2 separate regions of the Homo sapiens genome follow, and region 1 is linked to region 2. Evidence: chromatin loops called from intact Hi-C (ENCODE). Cell type or tissue: IMR-90. All regions are shown on one strand. Links, peaks and the distances in the headings refer to the core of each region. The heading gives the core; the rest is flanking DNA. Region 1 has its middle 59 kb from the start of FLJ33534. Region 2 overlaps FLJ33534 (Putative uncharacterized protein FLJ33534).

Region 1 (5,372 bases), core at 85-5,084, 52 kb before region 2:
ATATATAATTCATCTTCTAAAAAGGGGCACATGAATGTTACTGTCCATTAATGACAACAGACGGTGGCCACATTTGCCAGTCCCATTTGCTTCTCACAAGAAAAAAGAAAAAAGTCAAGAGCATCTTGCCCACCCAGGACAGGGCTTCTCGCAGCTGGTTCCTTCTGGGCAACCAGCCCCCTGGAACCCCTAGAGCTGGGGCGATTGTGAAACAGTCTTCCCCCATTTTTTTTTTTTTTTTTTTTTTCAGTTGCAAGATTTAATAGAGTGAAAACAGAGCTCCCTTGCAAAGGGAGCTATACTGTGATACATGGAAGACTGGATCATCTATTGCCTGAGAGCACAGCAGGAGGTACAATGATCGGGATATAAGGGATATAAACCCAGGCATTTGAGCCGGCAACGGCTACCCTCTTTGGGTCCCCTCCCTTTGTATAGGAGGGGATACTGGATGTGATGCATGGATACTGTATCACATCACACCCAGAAAGGTCTGGTGGCTCCTGCTGTAGCCACCAGAATAGATGATTCAGGAAGGGTTGGGAGGAGAGTACCTGCGTGAGGGAGGAGAAAGTGCCAGTGAAAGGAGGTGGGTTATACATAGGGACATGGACCACATAAGAAGCCATATGAGGACGATGGGAGCCAGGGCCCTCATATCAAAGAAGTGAGTTACAGACGTGGAAAGGGGAAAGCTAGAATGAGCCCTGTTGTTTGACCTGGTGAGACAGCCAAGTAAAAAGGGCTCCCGGGAGAACTTCTAACAGGCCTGCACACTAGGAGGACGGGGTGGAGCCAGGGAACTTCCAGCCATTTGCAGAGGGGAGGAGCCCGGCCTCTTCAGTTCCTGTGTGGTGGGGGCAGGAGCTGATTTCTCAGCTTCCCTCTCGCTCTGCTGAAAGTGTTTCTCTTCTTCCTTTTTCACCCAATAAATTCCATTTTTCTCACCCTTCTATGTGTCTGTGAGCCTAATCTTTCCTGGTCATGTGACAAGAACCTGGTTTTTAGTTGAACTGAGGAGAAAGTCCTGCAACACTGGGATTAAAGTATCCATGTGAACTTAAAGTTTTGGGGAACAATAGACAGCTGATAGATTGATTAGAGAGATGAGAGATGGATGGATGAAGGTTAGATATAGATAGATGATAGATAAGTTAGATGATAGAAATAGATATTAGATAGACAGAGATAGATGATACACAGATAAATTAGATGATGGAGAGAGAGAGATTAGCTAAACAGACAGTGATAGACGATAGATACCAGGTAGAAAGATACACATATATATATTACATATATTCCCTAGCTCTGCCCATTTAAGGAGCCTGGGAACAGCAACAAAAGCTGCTGTTTCCCAAAAGCACTGAGCACACCTAGCACCCAGACTTTGGCTTTTAAATTTCATTCTCCACATGAAAGAGGAACCCACATCCCCTGGAGAAACAATTGATTCCAGGGCTGGGACTGAGAAGCTTCAACAGCAGCCGGCAGCTCCCGCTCTAAGGGGCTTTGTGGTTTACTGCTGTTGATCAGTCAAAGGCTATGGTGAGCAGTAGAACTGTGGTGTTCAAAGGACCCTCACCCTTAATGTTTCAAAGCAATTCATTTGATTCATTAAAGTTTACATTTTATTACTTTAACAAATCAAATAATCTACCTAGAAAAAGTAATAATGTCCCCCAGTGCCTCTATTCCCAGTATGACCCCTAACTCCTGCTCAAGAAGCTAGATGCCACCTCCCCTTGCTCCTTGGTTATTCACCTGATTCTGTTTCCTGCCTCTTAACAATTGTATAACCACCCAGCGGGTTCTCCTTGCCCGCTACCCAGACAGAGCAGATTTATCAAGACGGGAGAATTGCAATAGAGAAAGAGTTGTTGATGCACAGCCAGCTGTGCAGGACACCAGAGTTTCATTATAACTCAAATTAGTCTCCCCGAGAATTGACTCCAATTCGGGGATTGGAGTTTTAAAAGATAATTTGGTGAGTAGGGGCCAGTGAGTTGTGACTGCTGATTGGTCGGGTTGCAGATGAAATCATAGGAAGTCAAAGCTGTTCTCTTGTGCTGAGTCAGTTCCTGGGTTGGGGGTGGCCACACGACCAGATGAGCCAGTTTATTGATCTGGGTGGTGCCAGCTGATCCATCGAGTTTGGGGTCTGCAAAATATCTCAAGCACTGATCTTAGGTTTTAAAACGGTGATGTTATCCCCAGGAGCAATCTGAGGAGAGTCAGAGTCTTGTAGCCTCCAGCTGCATGGCTCCTAAACCATAATTTCTAATATTTGGCTAATTTGTTAGTGATACAAAGGCAGAGGAGTGCCCAGGCAAGAAAGGAGTTTGTTTTGGGAAAGGGCTGTTATCGTCTTTGTTTCAAAGCTAAACTATAAACTAAGTTCCCCTCAGAATTATTTCAGCCTGTGCTCAGGAATGAACAAGTACAACTTGGAGGTTAGAAGCAAGATGGAGTTGGTTCAGTCAGATCTCTTTCGCTGTCTCAGTTATAATGTTGCAATGGCCGTTTCAATTCAATGGCATCCATGTAGATTCCTCAGGAGTTCTGTGGGGTGCCGGAAGCAGGGCGGGGCAGCTGTGGAAAGGACAGGTTTAGGAACAGGCGGCTTAAAACAGTGGGGCTATAGCAGGAGCCTGCAGACCTGTCTGGATGTGATGTGATGCGGACGGGGGCAGGATGGAAATGGGAAATCTGAGAACGTCTCAGGTCGAGCACTGCCCAGCAGCCTTCTCTCCCTTTCCTCTTCCCCTCCCGCATGACCCAAGCCAGCGCCAGTGGGTGGCGCTGCAGCGTCTCTGCCTTCACCTCTGTCTCTGTTCCTTCTGGCACACACACACAAACACAGACACACACACATATGCACACAGAGGTTTTGAGTGTATGTGTTGTTTGTTTAAAAAAAAAAAAACTACGTAGTGCTATATAATCTTGTTTACAACTAGCTTTTCCCACTTCAGAATATCTTGGAGGTCAATTATCCAGGTCAATACATACAAATCTATATTCTTACGATAAGAGGTGCCATTGAGGTTCAATCAGCCCAATGCTGAAGGTCATTCGGGGGTTTTAGTTTTTCACCGTCAACAGTGCCACAGCAACCATCATCTCACACCGAAAAAGGAGAAAGAGACCATTGAGGAGACCCAAAAAACTTCGGTTGGAAAAATGGGCCCCATGAGGAAATTTTTACATCCTTATGGAAGAATCGCTTGAGACTTTTAAATCTATGAAAGCTCATATGTCCATAACCAGCCGCCCTTGTGTCCTGAAGGAAAAAATGTAAACAGGAAATTGCTTTCAACTGCAAGAAAAAAATGACTCAGGAACTCAGGATGAAAATGGAGACTGGACAGAGATGGAAGCCAGGACTGAGCCCATGGTGCCAGGCGGCTGCGCCCAGCCCCTGCCCACCTGTACTCCCCTCCAAAGGGAAAAATAAAGAAAAAGCACCGTCAAATGCACACAGGTGTGATTGTGCCACTGTGGTGCACCCTTTACCCCGGGAAACGTGTGCTGCCGTTTGTCTTTATTCTAAGGGCGATGAGGATCACTACAGCGATTGTCTGCAGCTGGAAACACTCCTTTTCTAATAAGTGGTTTAGCTGCTTTCCTTTCCATGTGTCTCACTCAGACCCAGTACAAAATTTAAAATGGCACAAATAACAGATGCTCGGTCGCCAGAAGTGCAGTTTGGAGGCAGCAACGCAGAGCAGTGGAAGGGGCTCCAGGTGTTCCCATCTAAGGCAGTGGCCGGCAGGCAGGAGGCCACGGCTGGTCCTGGTTCTGCCTCAGGGTGGCCCATGGTCCTGTCGGGTCACCTCCCTCCCCAAGGCCTCAGACTCCTCCTTTGTAATGTAGGGATAATGACCCGAGCCTGGGGCTCCTCACTGGGTGCCACGAGGATGACTTGGATGCCATCTGTGCAGGCTCCGTCTCCTTCTCTGAGGGCTGGCACTAGGCAGGGCTCTGAACTGGGCTGATGTGAGCAGGACGGCACCTACGTGACCGATGGGGACACTAAAACCCAGCCCCTTGCCTCAGGTGGGACAACATGGGTCCCATTCACAGTCCTGGGCTCCCTGTGGGGTCAAACCACCTCTTTGTCTACTTCTTCCCCTGTCTGGGTACGCTTCTCTCACCCTCACACACGTCACCCGAGGGCACTCCCTCAAGAGTTTCTGTCTCAGGCCTGACAAGGTGGCTCACGCCTGTAATCCCAGAACTTTGGGAGGCTGAGGTGGGAGGCTTGCTTAAGTCAAGGAGTTTGAGACCAGCCTGGGCAACATAGTGAGACCCTGTCTCTAAAGAAAATTTTAAAAATTAGCCAGGTGTGATAGCACACCTGTAGTCCCAGCTATTTGGGAGGCTGAGGCAGGAGGATAGTTGAGTCCAAGAGTTGGAGGCTGCAGTGAGCTATGATCACACCACTGCACTCTAGCCTGGGCCACAGAGCGAGACCCTATCCCTTAAAAAAACAAAAACTCCTCTCTCAAACTCTGCTTCTATAGGAGCCAGCCAAAGAACACCATGTTGGTCAGAAGGCGATGCACGGCACAAACTGAAATGTAAGTGAAAACGACTACTGTTCCTGTTGGATCTGTACAGATAAAACAAGATTGGACACCATATGAGACACAGCGGTGGACTGAGGAACGGCTAGCATCACTGCTTCCCTCCTGCCAGTGGCCTTGCCAGTGTCACAGCAGGCAGCAAGTGACCAGCAGCTCTCAGCACAGGGGGGACAGCTGGCCAAAGTACAACTGTCCCTACCATCAGACCCACCTCAGGCCACTGACTTTGTGTATGTGGCAGAGATTACAGCTGCTACCTATTGCCATTCTCTCTTCTTTCTTAGTAACACAGTCCTGCTTTTTAGCTGGACATGTTGCCACTTAAGAATAAAGACTGCCTTCCCCAGCCTCCCTCAAAACTAGGAGTGACCAGTGAGATGCAAATGGAAGTGTTGTGTTGGACTTCTTGGAGTGTTTCTCAGATGATTGAGGGAGCCCTTCTTCCTCACTTTTTCCTTTCTGGTGCTTCAACTGTAGGAATAATGGCTGGAGCTCTGGCAGCCATCTTAGGCTGTGAGATTGCCTTGATATTGGAAGTGATACCAGGCAAAAATAGAAGACAGAAAGGAACCGGGTTACCTGATAACTTCATGGAGCCACCACATCGGCCCTAGGTTGCCTACGTCTGTACTACTTTTTTGTGAGATAATAAACCTTTGTGTGTCTGAGCCTCTAAGGCCAGGTTGCTGTCACTAGCAGTGAACCTACTCCTAACTAACAGTCTTTGGCACTCCTGTCTGTTCTGTGACTAGGAGAAGTCTATTTCTGTCATTTTCTTCTTTCTGT
Region 2 (5,372 bases), core at 301-5,300:
TTATTAAGAAAGTAAAGGAATAAAGAATGGCTACTCCATAGGCAGAGCAGCCCCGAGGGCTGCTGGCTGCACATTTTTATGGTTATTTCTTGATGATCTGCTAAACAAGGGGTGGATTATTCATGCCTGCCCTTTTTAGACCATATAGGCTAACTTCCTGACATTGCTGTGGCATTTGTAAACTGTCATGGCCCTGGTGGGAGTGTAGCAGCGAGGACGACCGGAGGTCACTCTCATGGCTGTCTTGGTTTTTGTGGGTTTTGACCAGCTTCTTTACTGCAACCTGTTTCATCAGCAAGGTCGTTATGACCTGTGTCGTCTTGTCCCATGACTTAGAATGCCTTAACTGTCCAGGAATGCAGCCCGGTAGGTCTCAGCCTCATTTTACCCAGCTCCTACGCAAGATGGAGTTGCTCTGGTTTACATGCCTCTGACATGAGCATGTGTGCCCACCTCGATCAAATCCATCAGGGGCACCTGCACCACTTAGCCCTGCCAGCCATTGGCCTGCTCCTACGGTGGGTCCCCTCCAGAAGTCCCCCAGAGCTCTTCCTCTCTTCACCTGCTTCCCGCCCACACATGCCCTGTGCTCCAGCCACAGGCACCCTGTCCAGATCCCTCCCCCATCTCCATACCTTCGCCCATGCTGTTCCCCCACCTGGCATGCTGGCACCCTCCTCCCCACCCCCACCCCAATCCAGCCACCTGCAAACTCCTCCAAGTTCCAGCTCAAGCCTTTATCCCCTTGGAAGCTTCCCAGAGAGGCTCAGACAGAAAAGACACAGCCAACTTACTATTCAGTGAGCCTCTCTCCCTGTCAGGGATACGAGGAAGGCCTGTCACTGAGACCCTACGATCCTGCCCAGCAGGGCTGCCACTCTCCAGCCCACTGTGGCACTCATATTGAGGACAGGGTCACATACCTGGTAATTATAACTTCAAGTCTATTTAACCATATGCCAGGCACTGTGCCAGGAGCCTTGCGTGGATCAACTCATCCAATCCTCACCCTCAGCCTAGAACTCGGAGGGCACAGAAGAGGCACAGCCACAAGGCTGCTGCTGCAAAGGACGACACAGGCAAATGCAGGTTGGAATAGGTGAAAGGGTCTCTCAAGGAAATGAGCTGGAGTCGGGCCTGGAAGAGCAGCAGAACATGCTCCTGGCCCTGCCACACACCTGGGTCCCAGAGCTACATGGAGCTGGCTGCCACCCCTGTCTGCAACCCTGGCCATCCCCGCAGGACGCCTGACAACTTCCTTACCCTGGCCTGCTGGCTAGAAACACCCGCCAGGCAGATGGCCTTTCTGACTGGCCTTCTCCTGGCTACTGCAGCCTCACCGGAGGGCCAGGGCCAGGGCCAGGGCCAGGCCAGGGGTGGCTCCTGCCTCAGCAGGACAGGGCAGCTCCAAAGGTGGGCTCTGCACCAGGGTCTCCCCTGAGCCAGGCAGGGGCTCCCCACGGGAGACAGTGCCAACCGCACAGGCCAGGGGTGCAAATTGAGGCTGGGGAAGGAGAGGCTGATCTCCTGGTGATCAGGGGGGCAGCACCAGCCTCAGCCATGCAGGTGTGAATTCCTCCCCACAGCCTGAGATCAGTGCCTCACCCCCGCCCTCTCTCCCCAGGCTCCCCGCTGGATTGCCCCTGCCTGACACCCCATGCTGGCAACCAGAGGCTGATTCTGCCCGACTGCCTCCAGCTCCTCGAGTGTTCAGCCTGGGTTCCAGAGGGAGGCCATACAGCCCCGTCAGAGACCACCAGGGAAGTATCACAGACCGCAGCCAGCGGGTGAGCTCAGCTGGGAGTTTGCACCAAGCCTGGCTCCGGAGTGTGGCCTGACTGACGCAGGCTGGGACCACCCTACATGGGCCGGCAGGTGTGGGTACGTCCTGGGGCTCAGAGAGGGGCTTGGAAGGCCAAAGGCAAGGCGGCCGGACCCGTTATCGCAGCACATAGCATCCCCTTGACTTGCTGGGAGAAGCTTGCGCCCTCATAGTTAGCAATTCCATGGCCACTGGAGGCCAGAGTGGGAGCTGGGAGGCTCTGGACACCATAGCTTTGGGCCCCCCGGCCCTCTCGGGCTGGTGTTCACCTGTAAATGCTGCTTCCGCTGTTCAAGCGCTGATGCTCCTCGTCGCTCACGGGTGAACAGCTGCTGCCCACCTCCAAGACCCCCCGCACCCTGCACGGCAGGTGACCTCTTGCGTCCCTTCTGGGCCCTCCCTGTGGATTTAGAATGTCGCACCTGCCTGCCGAGGCTCACAGCTGGGTTCCTTTCACAGACACCGTATCCGGACAATCCATTTGTTCTGTCTTTAATCAGAAATGGCCATAGCGAACTACCGTGCGTCCAACCTGAGACACCTGGGGATGGTGGAGCCAGGGGAGATGCCGCGGGCCTGAAGGAGGATGCGAAGCTCCAGGGTGCCCCCTGCTGCCTCCGGAGCGTGCTGCAGTCATGGCCGACGTGGACCTGGCAACCTGCTCCGATCTTCAGAAATATTATCCACGAGACCTGCTTTCTCCCATAATGCATTCGGCTGGCCACCCATGGGAAGCTACAGAATAAAGAACATAAAGACATGCTCCAGAATATGTTCCCAATGCTTAAAATTCCCCCAACTCCCAGGAATCTAGAGTCTTTGAAATATAGATCATTGAGTATCTTTTTGATAACCGAAGTAAAACTGTTTATGTGAGATGCTTTTTCTCTGCAAATAACAACTGAAGAAGAGGCCAGAAACTATAGTCAGAAGGGATTCTGGTCCTGGGGGTCCATTTCTTGCCTGTGCGGTCTAGGTGGGTTGTGGTCTTCCAGTTTCTGCCCCTAAATCCACATGTGATCGGCTCCACTTCACAAGGCCGTCACAACACTTCACAAGAGAAATGCAAGAAAGCACACTTTTCAAGCAGTGTACACAGTTGCTGTTTTTAATGCCATTATCCATCAGGGAATTTCTCACTTGTCTCCCAGAGGCTCGAGTGGATTGAAAATATAAGGTCTATTTAATGAAAATTATCAAGGAAGTTCCTGGGGAAAAATCCTTAGGCGTAGTCAAGTATTAGTCAAACCACAGCTCTGCAGTTCCAATAAAGCACAGACTTTAGAAGTTGTATGAGTGAATTCCATGCAAGGCCTGCCACTTATTGCCTGGGTCCCTGGACAAGACACTCAGCCTCTTGAAGACTTTGTTTTCTCATCCATAAAATGGAGCTAATACTGTTCACCGAATGAGGTGAGGTGAGGACTGGAAATAATGCCTGACGTACAGTGGGGGCTGAATACAAGGTTGGTTCTTTTTTTTAAGATGGAGTCTCGCTCTGTCACTCAGGCTGGAGTGCACTGGCATGATCTCAGCTCACTTCAACCTCCACCTCGAGGTTTCAAGTGATTCTCCTGCCTCAGCCTCCCAAGTAGATGGGATCACAGGCTCGTGCCTACCCACACCCAGCTAATTTTTGTATTTTTAGTAGAGATGTGGTTTTGCCATGTTGGCCAGGCTGGTCTCAAACTCCCGACCTCAGGTGATCTACCCACCTCAGCCTCCCAAAGGGCTGGCAGGAATTACAGGTGCGAGCCACTGTGCCTGGCCATACAAGGTCGGTTTTATCCCTTAATAGATCCCAGAAGGAATTCAAATCTGTATAATCTGTGATTGGTTGAATTGTGCTTCTCAAAATTTGCATTGAAGTGCTAATCCCCAGCACCCCAGAATGTGACCTTATTTGGAACCAGGGTCATTGCCGATGTGATGAGTTCGGATGAGGTCATACTGGAGTAGGGTGGGCTGAGATCCAGTATGAATGTGCCCTCATAAAACAGGAGAAATTTAGACAGAGACACACAAAGAAACAACACCATGTGAAGATGAAGGCAGAGATTAGGGTGATGCTTCTGCACACCAAGGAACATGGAAGATTGCCAGGAAGGTCCCAAAAGTGGGGTAAGGGGCCTGGCACAGATTCTCCCTCACTGTCTCAGAAGGAATGAACCCCACCGACCCCTCTTCTCAGACCTCTGACCTCCAGCACTGTGACACGCTCCATTTCTCTTGTTTAGCCACCCAGTTCATGGCATTGTGTTAGGGCAGCTCTGGCAAACTAATACATAATCCAAGAGAGACTGTCATAGATTTACTATCTTTACTGTTGAATAATCCTTACCAATGGGCCCAGGCCGGGCATGGTGGCTCACGCCTGTAATCCCAGTACTTTGGGTGGCCAAGCAGGGTGGATCGCTTGAGCCCAGGAGTTTGAGACCAACCTGGGTAACATAGCGAGAGTCCATTGCTACAGAAGAATAAACAAAATTAGCTGGGTGCGGTGGTACACACCTGTGGTCCCAGTTACTCAGGGCACTGAGGTGGGAAGATCACGGGGCGCAGGAGGCTGCAGTCAGTCGTGATGGTGCCACTGCACTCCAGCCTGGACGATAGAGGGAGAGCCTGTCTCAAAAAAAAAAAAAAAGCCCAGGAAGGTAGGGTCAGAGCCTAGACAAGAACCCAGTTCTCTGGATTCTCAATTCTGTGCTCTCTGCACTACCCCTGACAATCATATCTTAGGCGTTAACATGATTGACCAGGTGCAGTGGCTCACACCTATAATCCTAGCACTCTGGGAAGTCAAGGTGGGCAGATTGCTTGAGCCCAAGAGTTTGAGATCAGCCTGGGCAACACAGTGAGACCCTGTCTCTACAAGAAAACACAAAAACTACCCAGGCATGGTGGCGCATGCCTGTAGTCCCAGCTACTTGGGAGGCTGAGGTGGGAGGATTGCTGAACCCTGGAGTTGGAGGCTGCAGGGAGCCAAGATCATGCCACTGCATTCCGGTCTACTCCCTAAAGATATGCAGTAGACACGGGAGGAAGCACGTCCGTTCAGACTTTTCTCATGCATTCAACTCATATTATAATAACAACACCAGAATCAGACTGCATATACCACTTTGCAACACGTTTTGTTATTGTTGTTTTATCATGTTTGTTTTGCTTAACATTATATAGATGACATCTTTACAAGTAATAAGTATAGTAAAGATACCACAAGTAACATAACCAGTCTTCTATTGATGGAATTTTTTTTTTTTTTTTTTGAGACGGAGTCTTGCTCTTTTGCCCAGGCTGGAGTGCAGTGGCACGATCTCAGCTCACTGTAACCTCCACCTCCAGAGTTCAAGCAATTCTCCTGCCTCAGCCTCCCGAGTAGCTGGGACTACAGGCATGCACCACCATGCCCGGCTAATTTTTTGTACTTTTAATAGAGATGGGGTTTCACCATGTTGGCCAGGTTGGTCTCGAACTCCTGACCTCAGATAATCCACCCGCCTCGGCCTCCCAAAGTGCTGGGATCACAGGCGTGAGCCACTGCACCTGA

What was found. A loop is a pair of places that touch in the nucleus more often than their neighbours do. Peaks named below come from ENCODE experiments on the same cell type or tissue, not always from the same donor. Only the 100,000 strongest peaks of a DNase experiment are listed, where the experiment ranks them.
Region 1: it touches region 2 in a loop (12-fold over the local background); 8 of 110 quality-filtered maps call a loop at or near these places.

What each region holds. Positions count from the first base shown.
Region 1 is chr2:11,070,667-11,076,038 of GRCh38, forward strand. No RefSeq gene overlaps it. Among named protein-coding and RNA genes, the nearest start is that of FLJ33534, 59 kb to the right of the region's middle. In IMR-90, for the core only: a CTCF peak has its summit at 2,789 (motif pointing right); a DNase peak (open chromatin) is centred at 3,305; H3K27ac peaks cover 1,497 bases.
Region 2 is chr2:11,122,229-11,127,600 of GRCh38, forward strand. It overlaps FLJ33534 (Putative uncharacterized protein FLJ33534), which reads right to left. Exons shown (of 9, transcript NR_040080.1): 4 at 2,355-2,557; 5 at 924-1,061. Among named protein-coding and RNA genes, the nearest start is that of FLJ33534, 7.3 kb to the right of the region's middle. In IMR-90, for the core only: a CTCF peak has its summit at 2,430 (motif pointing left); no DNase peak of the experiment used is centred there.